2 separate regions of the Mus musculus genome follow, and region 1 is linked to region 2. A link is a loop called in an ENCODE intact Hi-C map of the cell type or tissue named here. Cell type or tissue: heart. All regions are shown on one strand.

Region 1 (8,000 bases), 260 kb after region 2:
AAAGGAGGGGCTGGTGAGATGGCTCAGTGGGTAAGAGCACCCGACTGCTCTTCCAAAGGTCTGGAGTTCAAATCCCAGCAACCACATGGTGGCTCACAACCATCCGTAAGGAGATCAGACTCCCTCTTCTGGAGTGTCTGAAGACAGCTACAGTGTACTTACATATAATAAATAAATAAATCTTAAAAAAAAAATTGGACAAAGGACTTGAATAGAAATTTCTCCAAAGCAATATACAAATAGTAATCTATTGATACATAACATACTATTATCATTGTCCCTTAAATAAATATATATACATATACAAATATGTATATACACATATTACAATATGGATCCTTGTCAACTTTAGCTACGCTGCCAACTTTGAAATAAGGTATCTCAGTTTGGCACTATACAGAAATTGATAGTCATATTGGTCTGAAAATGTTAAATTTAATTTTTCTCATTTGTTAATTGTCAGGGGTTAATACACTGTATTAAACATGTAAGTTCTTACCTATGTGGGTCTCATCAGACTCACAGAGGAAATGATGGACACACCATCACTACCCAGCAGTTCCATTTGACCCTAGTCATACAGCCAAACAAACCCACATAACCACTGGAAACCTTCCCACGAGTGTTTATACAGCAGTAGTCAGAACGTCCAAAAGAGAAAACAACTTCACCAACTGCAGAAATGGGCAAAAAGCAGTACATCTGCATATGGAATATTACTTCTGCCCCACCAAAGTACTAACACATGCTATTACCAAGTGAGCCTTGAAAACATGATAAATAAAAATGAAGGCAGACACAAGAAACCAAATGTCATGTGTTTCCATTTCCATGAAATATTCAAAGTAGGAAATAAATAAAAAGCAGATTAATGCTTCCTTAGGGCTGAAAAAAAGAGGAAAAAATAAAAGGTTTATCTCAATGTAGCTTTATTTTAAAAAATTATCTTAAGGAAAAAAAATAGGATATTGAAGGGTTAACAGCGTGTGTGCCCTTGCAGAGAACCTCCCTTCAGTTCTCTGCACCCTCACGATGAGTCACGGCCTCTTTCATGCCAATTCCACAGGATCCAATGCTGCCTCCTGGACGCCATGGGCACCAAGCACAGACATGGCATACACACACACAAAGTAAAGTAAATAAGTAAGTAAATAAATATAATCTTTAAAAAGAAAACATAGAAAGGCTAGGGGGAAACAAAACTCCCTCTCTCCCTCCCTGCACATGTGCGTGTGTGCGTGTGTGTTAGATTTTGGTCTTTCACTCATCAGCACAGGCAGGTCAGTTTGGGATTCAGTGCCCTAACCTGCACATCTCTTACCAAGTTGTAGTGTGTGTTTAGCCAGCATGAAGCTAACTTCTGCCCTGCCATTGGTCCTGTTAACCATGTCACTTCTGAACTGATAAATAAGGGAAATGGCCTTATAGACACCCCTGACCTTAACATCCTTGCAGTCTGAACAGGTCACTTTTTTCTATCATGTTCTTTTAATAGGAGGTCTCAGCGAATTTTTGTTAACTTAAGAACTAGGAATAGAAATACCTAAGAAAGGAGCCCCAGAATCAGGTGTGGTAGCTCATACCTGCAATGCCAGCATTCCTGAGTCCTGAAGCTGGAGGACTGGCACAAGTAAGTGACCAGCCTGGGCTACATGGTGAGTTCTAAATAAGCCTGGGCTACAGTGTGAGAGACCTTGTCTCAACCTTATCCCTATCAGTTTATCACCAAAAATATTTAGAAAGATATTAATTTTGCAAACTGTATATGCTTTTAAGACAGGAGTCAGTTTCTCATAGGCAGTGAGGGGAAAAGTCTGTGGTTAAACTGCTAGGTGGTCAAATCAGCATGGATAGATACAAAGAATTCAATCAACAGGCAGCATAATGGAAGACAGAGTTGGACCCAGCAACAGATGCAGGGTGAGCAACTTGCAATGGTAGCCAAAGTTAGTGGCAGCCAGCAGATCCAAAAAGGTTGGACACTAATAAAGAAACTTAAACATGGTCAGAAATGGGCTTCAGTGAGCAGTCACTACCATAATTGGGCAAAGAGTATGTGGTCATCATGCAGAGCCTGTTTGCTCCCCTTCTGCTTGGCCCAAGGAGAGAATACCTAGAGAATGAGCAAACTGCAACAAAATTATCTCAGTCTCTGTCCAGTTTCTGTCATAAGCCCTAGAAGCAGCCACTAGACACACAGCTTGGCACTTTCTGCCTTTCTTGAGTTCTCTAACTTTTCTATAATGTCTCATTTTTCCTTAACAAATCTGCTTTACTTTGCTTATTCCTCCTTTGTCTGCCACTTACTTTATCTAACATTGACATGACCCTTAAGAGCTTAAGACACTCCCATCTGGGTTGCACTGCCCCATCTGGGTCACATGGCAGACAAAGTCCATTGTTTTCTTTCTCTGCCTTGATTCTGGAATCTGTTTATATTAATAATCAGGTGCTGTTGAGCATTTAAAAAGTATGCACAGCTTCTAAATTAAAAAAAAAGAAAGAAAGAAAAAAAGAAGAGTTAAGACACTGTTTCAGGTTGACTTTTTGCTACTGTTGATTAGTAGTCAGTCACCTTAGTTCTTGGGTCAAGCCTTTCTGGGCTGAGAGATACCTTCTTTGCTTTCACAAATCTGCACCAACGTGAAAGACAACATATTAAGATTTCAATATTTGGGTTAAAATATTCAAATAAATGGGTTACTTTTAAAGTCTTTCATGATGAAATAATATTCTCTTCATTTAAAAAGTGCTTACTTTTTAGCACTTTTGTTTCAAGGTTAGAAGTTATATAAATACCCTTTAGCATCCTACAAACTCCCACCCATCTGACTTATACTGCAAGGACTATGGGAAGCTGATATTGTGTGCACACTTGTTCTGATGGTCTTAAAACGATTCACAAGCATTCAGTCAACTGGAGGAAATTAATTCTATGTTCCAAACACCTTTGACAAGAATTGCATCAACAGAAGAAATGACTCATACTCTCTACATAGATTTTCCCATCTTTGTTTCAAACATTCTACTAATAGAACTTAAGGGCACTGTGCCAGTTAGTATTATGTCAACTTGACAAAAGCTAAAGCCATCCAAGAGGAGGGAACCTCAATTAAGAGAATGCCTCCATATGATCCAGCTGTAGGCAGCTTTCTTAGTTATCTGTGGGGGAGGGCCCAGACTACTGTGGGCTATGCAACCCCTGGGGTAGTGGTCTTGGCTTCTATAAGAAAGCAGAATGAGCAAGCCGTGCCTAAGCCAGGAAGCAGTTACCCTCCACAGCCTTTCAATCAGCTCCTACCTCCAGGACCCTACCCTGCCTGACTTCCTTCGATGGTGAACAGTGATGTGTAAGTGTAAACCAAACTTTCCTCCTCCAACTTGCTTTTGTCATGGTGTTTTATCACTGCATTAGTAACCCTAAGTAGGACCAGCATTTTGGTTTAAAATTGTAGTAATATTTATTTTGGAAAAATAAGCATTTATAATAAGCATGTTATTTAAATCTTTTAATTTTCTGACAGCTAAATGTCTCCCTCTAGTGGAATGTTTGATTTTAGGGAAAGAATAACCAACACACTGCTGCTCTCTCTGTCTTTATTTTTTTTCCTAGCAATTTTAAATGTAAAAACATATACAACAAGCAGGGTAATGGCAACACACATCTTGAATCCCAGCCCTTGGAGGGCAGAGGCAGGCAGATTTCTGAGTTCAAGGCCAGCCTGGTCTTCAGAGCTAGTTTCAGGATAGCCAGGGCTACACAGAGAAACCCTGTCTCAAACAAACAAAACCAAAAATAAACAAAACCGTTTGTTTTAGGTTTCTTTTCTGTTGCTGTGATAAACAACATTTTCAAAAGCAACTTGTAAGAGAAAAAAAATTTACAATTTCAGGTCACAGTTCATCATGCAGGGAAGTGAGGGCAGGAACTTACCACAGAAACCATGGAGGAATGCTGCTTATTGGGCTGCTCACTGGGCTGTGCTCAGCTGTCTTTCTTATACAGTTCAGGACCATCTGCCTAGGGATGGTGCCACCCACAGTGACATCTACATCATTCAAAACAATCCCCCACAGATATGCTCCCAGGCCAGTATGACCTCAAAATTCTCTCTTCCTTCCCAGTTGATTCTAGGTTGTGTTAAGTGGACACTAAAAATTAACCAGCACAATGGTAAAACCATTTTAGAAGATATCTAAGTTTACCAATCAAATTTTTGTGTACATTTCCATTGACCTAGCAATTCTAATTTTTTAAAGATTTATTTTAAGTATATGAGTGTTTTTCCTACATGTATACCATGTACATTCAGGCAGAAGAGGACATCAATTCTTTGGAACTGTAGTTTCAGATAGTTGTGAGCTATTATGTGATGTCAGAAACTGATCCCAGTTTCAGAGTAACAAGTACTCTAAACTGCTGAGTCATCTCTTCAGTTTCTCACCTAGTAATTGTATAAAAGACTTCTAGTACCTACACAGTAAGTGTGGCAGCACACGACTGGCATCCAAATACTTAGGGGACTGAAGCAGATGGAACATAAGTTTAAGGTCAAGTTGAACAAGGTTCATAGCAAGATTTTATCCCTCTATACACAAACATATAAACTCCACTAAAGTAAAACAAAAACAGAAGATTTCATTTTATCAGAATTCTAAGTAACAAAATTTTAAAAGGCCCTTGTCCCCCTTTTTCCAACCAATAACTATAACTATTGGCAAGGACTATATATCTGATCCCTCAGGTCCTGTTAATTCCACAACTATCTGCAATTCTTTCCAACATCTTACTTGAGAGTGATTCTTTAAGAGTCATAAAATCTAAAAGGCTCAGAGAGACAATGAGTGCTCTCAACAGAGCCAAGGGAAGCCACTTTCTGCAGCACATTATTAGCAAAACCAGGCAGTCATCAAATGCCTGCATAATTTAAAAGTGAACAACAATACAGTCTCTTTGTAGTCTTCCAAAGAATGTTAACAGTTCTTCTCATATCTTTCTGTATCCCTAAAGTACATTTACGCAGAAAAACCTGTTAGCTGTGCCTAACACTTTCTTGCTCTGAATTTCAGTGGCCTATGGTAACAAAAGTATGTTAAAGTGAAGCTAAAATATTTTATTTGAATCTTAAGCAGCCCCACTAATAAGAACACAACTTTTGACATGAAAAATGTAGCAAGATTTTGCTGAAAGGACCCAGATATAGCTGTCTCTTGTGACACTATGCCAGGGACTAGCAAACACAGAAGTGGATGCTCACAGTCAGCTAATGGATGGATCACAGGGCCCCCAATGGAGGAACTAGAGAAAGCACCCAAGGAACTAAAGGGAACTGCAACCCTATAGGTGGAACAACATTATGAACTAAGCAGTACCCCGGAGCTCTTGTCTCTAGCTGCATATGTATCAAAAGATGGCCTAGTCGGCCATCACTGGAAAGAGAGGCCCATTGGACACGCAAACTTTATATGCCCCAGTACAGGGGAACGCCAGGGCCAAAAAGGGGGAGTGGGTGGGTAGGGGAGTGGGGGGGGTGGTTATGGGGGACTTTTGGTATAGCATTGGAGATGTAAATGAGCTAAATACCTAATAAAAATGCAAAAAAAGAGAAAAATGTATTTTGAATCAACAACTGTATTTTGTTCAACTTTGAAACTCCACACTGTATTTTCTTGGTCACATTGGTAATGCTGAGGGTGACACTGAAGTGAATGAAGTGGATAGGAACTGTTTCTCATAGGGAAAAAATCTGTTATCACAGCAAGCTACAGTTACCTCCATTTCCAGAACCTCAAATTCCAGTTGAAATGTCACCATGTTGCAATTTCCTGATAATCTGTGTTTCTGTAGAACTTTCTTTGTATCTATTAATTAGAAAATAAAATACTTTAAAAGAATAGTTTTCTTCAATGCTTTTTTTTAAAGGTAAAATTAGTGTTTTATTTTACTTAAACTAATCCAGCCTGCACTGGTTTATCATGGTACAGTCAAATATAAACATATTTCTACAGATATTAACATAAAAGTACTCTTGGTGGAATCTTCAATATTTTTAAGTGAATATCTACTTGTGTGTAGATGTATGAAAATATATATTAGTAATCACTTTAAAATAGCTGGAAGGGTCTTGTCACAGTAATTGGTCTTACAAAATGGGATTACTAAAAATTTATACTGTCAAGTTCTCAAGTATATCAATACTTAAGAAAAATATACACATACAAAAAATACATGCCGGGCAATGGTGGTGCACACCTTTAATCCCAGCACTTGGGAGGCAGAGGCAGGCGGATTTCTGAGTTCAAGGCCATCCTGGTCTACAGAGTGAGTTCCAGGATAGACAGGCAATACAGAGAAACCCTGTCTCGGAGGGGAAAAAAAAAAGGCATATACCATCAGACCCAGCCTTTATTTTGAATTTTTTCGTGTGTGTGTGTGTGTGTGTGTGTGTGTGCGCGCGTGCGTGCGCGCATGTGTGAGAGAGAGATATACATATGGAAATCAGAGGACAACCTGAGGAATCAGTTTTCTTCCTCCATTATATGGGTTCCAAGAAATGAACTCTGGTCATTATTATAGGCTGGGTGTTAGTGGCTTTATTTGCTGGGTCATCCATCTTGCCTATCTTTTTGAAAATTTTCAATATCATCTCAATGTTTGAATGGGACAGTCTGGTAAGATGGCTTAGTGGGATCAAAACACTTGGCACGAAGCTTAACAATCCAACTTTGATATCTGAAACCCACATAGTGAAAGGAAAGAACCAACTCCAACTCCTTCAATTTGTCCTCTCACTTTGACACAAGTACTTTAGTACATGTGGGTCAACACAAACACATACTAAATATACAAACATAATTTTAAAAAGTAGTAAAAGGGCCAAAACTACAAGATGAATCTTGAATGGAATCTTAAAAATAACATAGGTCCCTTTATTTTGTAGACAAGCAGCTCAGGCTCATATACATACTGTATTTGAATCTAAGTTTTTTTTTTCATTATAAAAGTATACAATAAATATATAGATTGCATATAAGTATAAACAAAAAACTTTACCTTACATACATTTTTTTTTTCGAGACAGGGTTTCTCTGTATAGCCCTGGCTGTCCTGGCTGTCCTGTCCTCTGAAGACCAGGCTGGCCTTGAGCTCAGAAATCCGTCTGCCTCTGCCTCCCAAGTGCTGGGATTAAGGGCGTGCACCACTACTGTCCAGAAACTTACATACTTTTAAATTTTGAACAAATTTTTTTTCATTGCAGTCATGAAGTTTACTTTTCCAGAAAATTGGGAATACACAGAAGCAGGAAGGAAAAGCAAACTACATGCCACCATCCAAAGACATTTTACTGAAAAATCCTAGCATTCTCTTCTAGCCTCTTTGAATTCATTCCCCAGAATGCAACCAAACCACATCTCATTTTTTTTTTCCCCAAGACAGGCTTTCTCTGTGTAGCCCTGGCAGTCTTGGACTTGCTTTGTAGACAAGGCTGACCTTCCAACTCACAGAGATCCATCTGCCTCTGACTCCCCAGTGCTGGGATTAAAGACATATGCTACCATGCCTGGCTACCACATCTCATTTTAATCCATGCGTGTTATGCCATTGTGTAAAGTAGAAACCAGAATGTGAAAGTCAATAATTAGAATTATTAAATGAAATAGAAGGAAATGCTTTCTTTTAGTAAAAATCACCTTTGTACGTAATTTGCTTCAGATCAATCCATTTGCTAAATGGGATGAATTCGCAGCAAATTCACACTCAAAAAGTTCTTTAGTACTTTTAAAAAACTTGAACAGACTTTTTTTTTTTTTAAAGGAAAGGAAAAGAACAGGGTTGGTTAGTTGGCTGAGTTTTTGCCTTGTATTAGTACCTATGTTAGATTCTTGGCATATACATGAAAAAAAAAAGGAGGGAAAGATTTGCAGGAAAAAAAAAAAAAAAAAAAAGCCGGGCGTGGTGGCGCATGCCTTTAATCCCAGCACTCGGGAGGCAGAGGCAG
Region 2 (8,000 bases):
GTCTCCTTAGATGGCCTCAAGTTCAGTGATGATACTGTCACCGCAGAGCCCAACAATGACGCCGAAGCCCTGGTCAATGGCTTTGAGCACAGTGGCTTGGTCAAATCATCCTTGGACAACAAGACATCCACACCCAGGAAGGATGGCCTAGCTCCACCCTCCCCCAGCCTCGTCTCTGACCTGCTCAGTGAGCTCCACATATCTGAGATCCAGAAGCTGAAACAGCAGCTGGTGCAGGTGAGCGCGCAGAGCCTCATGCCCCATCCCTCCCTCTCCCCGTGCCTTTTGCAACACTGTAAGCTGTGCTTTTGTGACATGTAGCTGCCTTTAACTTCCTCATACCATACATGAAATTCTTACTGGTAAAGAGTAGTGTCCCAGAGGAGTAGGTTCCTGATTACTGTGTAAGGTTTAGTACCTTGGTACCCATGCTGCTCCCTTTGCTACCCAAATCATGTATGGGTGAGGTGACCTGTCCCTCGTGTAACTCCTACCTACAGACCACAGCTAGAGTCTTTGCAGGGCCATACATCGTCATATCTGAAAGTTTACTGTTGATCTATAAATGAGTGTTCTCCACAACATGAGAAAGGGAAGTGGCGGAGAGCTGGGACACTTAGGGACCCTGCCAGCATGCCCTGGACCCAGAGTTCCACAAATGAAACCCAGCTCCACCCCAGCACATGTTTAGTGACCTCTTATGGATGAGCACTATTGTTGGTGATAGTCATGGTCGCTGTGGTGAATTCTGTCCAGTCTGCTGTCAACAAGTGGCATGGGCAGGGAATTTACATAGCCCTTGGCCCATCTGGCTCAGCATGAGATGTTGTTTGGTCATCCTAGAGTCTTCTAAGCCTTGTTGACCTGTTTTCCTGCTATAACTACCTTTGCAGATGGAGCGGGAGAAGGTGGGCCTGCTGGCAACACTGCAGGACACACAGAAGCAGCTGGAGCAGGCTCGGGGAACCCTCTCTGAGCAGCATGAGAAGGTGAATCGTCTCACAGAGAACCTTAGTGCCCTCCGGCGCCTGCAGGCTGGCAAGGAGCGACAGACCTCGTTGGATAATGAGAAGGACCGTGACAGCCACGAAGACGGTGACTACTATGAGGTGGACATCAATGGGCCTGAGATCCTGGCCTGCAAGTACCACGTGGCTGTGGCTGAGGCTGGCGAGCTCCGGGAGCAGCTCAAGGCGTTGCGCAGCACACACGAAGCTCGCGAAGCCCAGCACGCAGAAGAAAAGGGCCGGTATGAGGCTGAGGGCCAGGCACTCACTGAGAAGATCTCTCTGCTGGAGAAGGCTAGCCACCAGGACCGAGAGCTGCTGGCCCATCTGGAAAAGGAGCTGAAGAAGGTGAGCGATGTGGCTGGTGAGACCCAGGGCAGCCTGAATGTGGCTCAGGATGAGCTGGTGACCTTCAGCGAGGAGCTGGCCAACCTCTACCACCATGTGTGCATGTGCAACAACGAGACGCCCAACCGTGTCATGCTCGACTATTATCGTGAGGGCCAGGGCAAGGCTGGCCGCACCAGCCCAGAGGGCCGCGGGCGCCGGTCACCTGTCCTCTTGCCCAAGGGGCTGTTGGCCACAGAGGTGGGCCGAGCAGATGGTGGGACTGGGGACAACAGTCCTTCACCCAGTTCTTCACTGCCGTCACCTCTGAGTGACCCCCGCCGGGAACCTATGAACATCTACAACCTGATCGCCATCATCCGAGACCAGATCAAGCACCTGCAGGCAGCCGTGGACCGTACGACCGAGCTGTCCCGGCAGCGGATTGCCTCGCAGGAGCTGGGCCCTGCTGTGGACAAGGACAAGGAAGCACTCATGGAGGAGATCCTCAAGCTGAAGTCCCTGCTGAGTACCAAGCGGGAGCAGATCACCACACTGCGCACCGTGCTCAAGGCCAACAAGCAGGTGAGAGGAGTGGGAGGGGGCGCTGCCACCAGAGCCTGCTGGGGGGCGCTGCCTCCAGAGCCTGCTGTTGGGAGGGATCACTGCCCACTGCTGCCACAGCCCCTAGGCCTGTGCCATCACCTTGTTGCTGCTGTCTCCTTCCTCAGGGCTTCCAGCCAGGGGATGGAGTGAGTGTGGGGATTAGAGGGTGCTTTAGCCAGAGCTTTTCAGTCATTAAGTACTGCTGCTTCTGTCCACCTTACAGTTGCTCACGCTGTGGTAACAGAGAGCAGTGGTCTGAGTGCCCTGTGGGTTCTCCAGGACAGAGTCTATGGTGCATCATTCTTCCTTGCTAATCAGGGTTGAAGCTAGGACTTACTGAGGCAAACTGGCATGCCAGGAGCATGGCTAGCATTTTGTCCCGACAGCTGCATGAGAAAAAATTTTTTTCAGAGAATTTTTCATGGTCAGCAGTTCCACCTTGGGCCCAGGGTTTCCACCTTGAACACAGGGCCTTACACCCTTCACCACCCCACTTTCTACTTCTCTGTCCCCCAGACAGCTGAGGTGGCCCTGGCCAACCTGAAGAGCAAGTATGAGAACGAGAAGGCCATGGTGACCGAGACCATGATGAAGCTACGGAACGAGCTCAAGGCCCTCAAGGAAGACGCAGCCACCTTCTCCTCCCTGCGTGCCATGTTTGCCACCAGGTACCTGCTACACTGTGATACTCTCCCTTCTGCAGCCTCTCTTCCCTGGAGCTACCTGTTAGCCTTACCCACAGCCTCCAGCCTCATTCCAGAGTCCCACAGGCCTGTTGGTTCAGCACTGTAGTAGCCCTGCCAGGCCCCCAACACAGCTCAAGGTTTGGAGACTACAGCCCAGTCCCAGCATGTGTGTGGGGCTGCCCTTCTCGACTGAGGAGGAGGAAAGTTTATGCGGTCCCAGGGCCCTCAGGTGGCTGCTCCCCAGCCTCCCGTGCCTCTTGTAGGCAGTGCCATTTTGGTAGACATTCAGCAGAGGTGTGCATCCATTTCCCTGTTCCCATTTCCCTCTTCATGACCCTGGATGCTCCATTTCCTGTGCTTTGAGCATAGGAGTCCTAGAAGCAAAGGGCTAAGGGAGTGAGCTCAGGGGATGGGGAGTACAGTTTTGAGGTCTAGTTACCAGTGGTGACAGATGCGGCCCAGACTAGTTTGTTATTCCTCTCCTGTAGTGTAGTCAGGGCTCCAACGCAGCCAGTTTGCCATCCATTCCCAGCCTTCCTGTCAGGGATGGGCAAGCGAGCTTTAGGCCTGGGGTTATGCAGTTTCCTTCCTCTCCCCTGGGGGTTCTTCCTGTGGCCTGGGAAAGAGCAGTCTTAAAGGGTGGAAAACAAGGCCCCTGCCTATCACCCTCCAAAGACAGGTGGTGCCACCTGCTGCTCAGTGTTGGAATGACAGTGTGGGGATGGCAAGGCTGAGCACCGAAACTGGGTCAGCTGGCTGTTTCCTGTAAAGTGTGAAGAAGCTGAGACAGGATGGGCCAGGACCTGTTTCCCTCCCTCCAGCCCCAGTCTCTTAGCATCCCTGCAGGTAGGTCCTGCCAAGGCAGGCACAAGCAGAAGAGTCCAGCATTTCTCTGGACATTTCCTACCAGATCTTAGGGGAAGAAAAACATTTTTTTGAGACAGGTCTCACTATGTAGCCCAGGAACTTGCTATGTGGATCAGGCTGGCCTAGAACTCATGGAACTCTTCTTCCCTCTGCAGCCCACCCCCACTCCCACCCCAAACCCTACCCCACCCTACCCCCTTGGTGGGATTAGGAAAGAATTCTTGTAATTCCTCAGCATCTTGTACAAATCATAACCTTTGAAGTTTGTTCTGTTTATAAAGACCTGACTTTTCTGGTGAATCCGGGATTTCAAACATATGAGGAAGACAGTATGTAGTCTCTGAGGGGAGCTCTTAGGCACCAGCAGGGTGTGGGTAAAGCAGAGCCATGGGTAGCAGAAGGGCAGTGCTTAGAGCCCATGTGTCCACCACCACCTCTAGAGACACTTGCCCAGTGTCTTAAGATTCCACCAGACCCAAACTAGGCAGGTGTGCCGGTGTCACCCAGGGAACCTTGGCCAGGCTCTCTCCCTCCACTCGATGGGGGTGGGGCATGCTGCATCACAGCAGGTGGAGGCTTGGGTGCTCTGATTGTCACTCAGCAAAGGCTTACTAACCACCAGCTACGGTTTGCAGTAGGATCAAGCTCAGTCCTCTCTCAGTTTACACCCAGATCCTGGGAGCTAGTGATGTCCCAGTATCTGAGATACCTTTTTGTTCTTAAAGTGGGAGAGAGCTTACTGGAAGAAAGTCAAATGGATGAGCGCCAAGCCTTGCTTATCAGAACCACTTCAAGCCTGCAAACAAATACCCCCATGTCTTAGGGTTGCTGTAATGAAATACCATGGCCCAAAACTACTTGGGGAGTGTATTTTACCTGATAGCTTCTAGTTAATCAGCTAGGGAAGTTAGGGCAGGAGCCGGTGCAGAGGCCATGGAGGGGTGCTGCTTACTTGCATGCTCCTCGTGGCTTGCTCAGCCTGCTTTCTAACAACACCCAGGACCCAGGCATGGCCCCACCATGGTGAGCTGGGCCTTCCCACATCACTAATTAAGAGAATGTATCACTGGCTTACCCAAAGACCAATCTGGCAGAGGTATTTTCTCAATTGAGGTACCCTCTTCCCAAATGACTATAGTCTCTATGTCAGGCTAACATAGAAAGTAGCCAGCACTCCCCAAGCCTTCTGCCCTCTCTCCCTGCAAAGAAACAAATGCAGTACCACTGAGTTGAAGGTAACCTTGCTGTTCTGTTTGAGCACTGCCTCTCTCGTCCTGGCCATGGCCTTATTCCAAAGGAGCCTTTGCACCAGGAACCAGAACAAGCTTCACCAGCTCTGGCCCCAGCTCAGGCTCCAGGAGAGATGCCTTGGAGTGCAGTGGGCACCCGGGCCTGCTCTCCCTCTCAGCCTCTCAGCTGTGCTTTGTCTCCACAGGTGTGACGAATACATCACACAGCTGGATGAGATGCAGCGGCAGCTGGCAGCTGCCGAGGACGAGAAGAAGACCCTTAACTCTCTGTTGCGCATGGCCATCCAGCAGAAGCTGGCGCTCACCCAGCGGCTGGAGCTGCTGGAGCTGGACCATGAACAGACCCGCAGGGGCCGCAGCAAGGCCGCCTCCAAGGCCAAGCCAGCCTCACCGAGCGTAAGTCACACCTGCGCCTGCGCCAGCGAGAGGGCGGAGGGCGCCGGGCTGGCCAACCAGGTGTTCTGCAGCGAGAAGCACAGCATTTACTGTGATTAGGGCTGTGGGGCGCCGCACACCTAACGTCCGCTTCACCTCAACTAACCCAGCTGCAGCAGCGGGACAGCAGTGCTAGGCCGCTCCTAACGTGACTAACGCACAGAGGGCGGCACTCTAGGCAAGTGGCAGCGTTGGGGTACATCTGTAACCAGGACACTTTGAGCTTTGTGCTGCTTTTCATGCCACAGCCCCGCCCCCAGGATATACCATGTCAGTTGCTGTCCTTTGGGATGCTGGTATCAAAAGTAGGGGTGAAGCTGCACACCTTTGTGGAAGACAGCGGAGTGAAAGTTTTCCAGGGCCTCCAGGCACTGTTAGGGAACCCAAGGGTGAGTTCTTCCCTGGACACTCACAGGGGCAGAACCTGAGTTGAAACTTGCATGTTGCTCGCATGTGTCTAATATCAGCACTTGAAAGCAGTTTTGTGAGGCTCTAGCCTGCATCATAGGACTAGCCTAGGTTAGCTCGCTGTGGCTGGCATAGTTTCATGAAGAGTTTCCTTGTAGTTTGTGCAGCATCTCACTGCTAACCACATCCAGGATGGCAGTCCCAGAGGGAATGGACCATCTCTGGTTGCAGCCTGTGTTCTGCAGTGAGCCCCCACACCTCAGACACGATAACCATAGCCCAGGCAGACAGCGCAGCTGCTCCATCTCAAAGATCCGCATGCTGCTGTGTCCTGAAAGGTGACAAATTAGCAGGGCCTGAGGTCCTAGGTTTTCTTTCTTGACGAGAGTGTTCCAAGTGCCTGGTCAGACCTTGGTCCTTGGTTCAGAGCCTATTATTTGGTCCTTTGAGATCTGCAGCTTGTGCTTGGGTCTTTTCCTAGAAGTTGTCAGACCCAAAGAAGCAGTGTTTTGAGAACTACTAGTGCTCTACCAAACTGCACGGCACAGTAGAGCCCAGCTGTGTGCTAGGGGACTTTTTGTGGGCCCGGAGCTGTGCTCAAAACTGGCAGGTAAGAGTTGTGTGGTTCTCGGTGCAGTTTGTGGATACTACAGAAGGAAGAAAGGCCTCCGAGGGCTCTCCTTTTCCAGATGCTCTGTCAGTGCGGAGCTGTGGCATCAGATCAGGTGTGTGCTTTAGTGAGTTGTAAAACAGGACTCTGCTCAGTATTTCTCTCCCTGTCCCCATGGGGCATCTAGTCTTGAGACTCCATCTCCCATAATAGCTGCTTGGCTGTCTCTCCCTGTGGAAAGGCATCTTTCATGATGTGGAACAATTACTATCCAATATGGCCCTGTAGTCTCTCAAACAGCTTTCTCTTTCTCTCCCCTGGATCCTGGGGTACCCCAGTCTGCTCAGATTCTTGGCAGCACATGGTCGTACACTGGGGGCAGAACAGGCCACACGTGTCCCTTGCATGTCCATCCTGGGAATGGCTGCCCGCATGCCCACCCAACCTTCTGCCTTTCTTTCTCTTTGGGCCAGAACGCAGCTTCTCTTACACTGTATGGGGCTTTGTGGACACTTGGAGCCCCATCCCCTAACACACATGCAGGCCTCCTCTGCCAACTAATGTGCTCGCGCACTCCCAGAACAAGAGCTTTAGCTGTCAGTGAGCAGGGAGTGGCTCTCGACTGATTTCTAATGCTGTCTTGTTTTCTCCTGTTTTCAGCTGTAGAGTAGCTGCTGGGAGGAGGCGGCCACCCGGCCCTGTCACACAGCAGCCCCTCCCCCTCCCCTCCTGTGGCCCATGCAGAGGAAGGAAGGGCAGCCTAAAGTCCACTTAGAAATGTTTGGATATGCCACTGTAATTCTTTTCAAAATAGCATTCCCCAAGTTTTTAATGGGAGAAAAAAAAAAAAAAAGCTTTACTATTGAGAATGCTGCAATCTGCTGCTTGGGAAGGTCTCTGTGTGGCCGAAGAACCTGCTTCCACAGCCGCCGCGCTGCCAGGCTCTCTAGGGGCCTGCTGGACGCCTGCCACAGGCTCTCCTTATTACACATGCTCCTTTTTTATCCGATCAACCTGTGCACTTTTGATATTTTGATATTATATTTGCTTCCTTAATTCCTTGCATAGAGACGGTCTCCAGTGCCGTGGTCTGTGTTCATGGTCCTGTAGCTGTCCGTCCTGGCTCTGATGTGTTGACCTGCGTCAACTCAAGGTAGAGCTGTGCTCCATGGTGTGTAGCTAGACTTCGGGTGAGGCTCCGACCCGGCAAGGAGCTGGCCAGTGTATCCACGCTGTGGTTCAGCAGCCTTTAGAGGACACGGCATTGTGGTTCATGTTTGAAATTACAGATTTTAAATGCCATGTTCATTAAGAAATCCAGGGTATTCCAATTCTGGGGTTTTTCATATTGTATTATTATTATTATTCTTAGGAATAGTTCAATGTAACAAGAAGAAAACTTGACCTTTGCTCTGGTTAAAACAGTAATAGGCACTTGAAAGCATAAATTATTGAATGAGTAGTATTACCTACAAATTCCAGAGTTTTCTGGGTTTTAGGACATTGTGAAGCATGACTGACTAACAGAATTTTATACAACTGCACCAGTGAAATTCCAAATTGGAATTGTTTTGTTATTCTGGTTGTCGTGCCAAATTGTGGTACACTTAGAAAATTCTACAGCCGTCGATTTTCAGGTGTTCAATTTCAACACCTTTTTGTTAGTAACCATTGCCAGTAGTGCCTTCATCAGTTCAGGGAGGTGTCCCAGCCAGGTCAGGTCTCCAGGACGGGCAGCAGTGGAGAGCTAGTTGGGAATGCTGAAGGCCATTGTGGACCAGCAGGTACCTGCCTCACTCTGTAC

What was found. Hi-C counts contacts between places; a loop is a spot of excess contacts. Peaks named below come from ENCODE experiments on the same cell type or tissue, not always from the same donor. Only the 100,000 strongest peaks of a DNase experiment are listed, where the experiment ranks them.
Region 1: a loop joins it to region 2, with 3 times the contacts of the local background. A loop is called at or near these places in 3 of 42 quality-filtered maps.

Annotation. Positions count from the first base shown.
Region 1 is chr13:49,641,793-49,649,792 of GRCm38, forward strand. It overlaps Cenpp (centromere protein P), which reads right to left. Exons shown (of 8, transcript NM_025495.3): 3 at 5,774-5,862. Among named protein-coding and RNA genes, the nearest start is that of Cenpp, 6.9 kb to the right of the region's middle. In heart, a CTCF peak has its summit at 3,540 (motif pointing left); a DNase peak (open chromatin) is centred at 3,229.
Region 2 is chr13:49,378,115-49,386,114 of GRCm38, forward strand. Bicd2 (BICD cargo adaptor 2) reads left to right here. Exons shown (of 7, transcript NM_001039179.2): 4 at 1-237; 5 at 894-1,919; 6 at 2,457-2,608; 7 at 4,929-8,000. The coding sequence ends at 5,238. Among named protein-coding and RNA genes, the nearest start is that of Ippk, 39 kb to the right of the region's middle. In heart, a CTCF peak has its summit at 3,320 (motif pointing left); DNase peaks (open chromatin) are centred at 3,297 and 5,087; H3K27ac peaks cover 510 bases.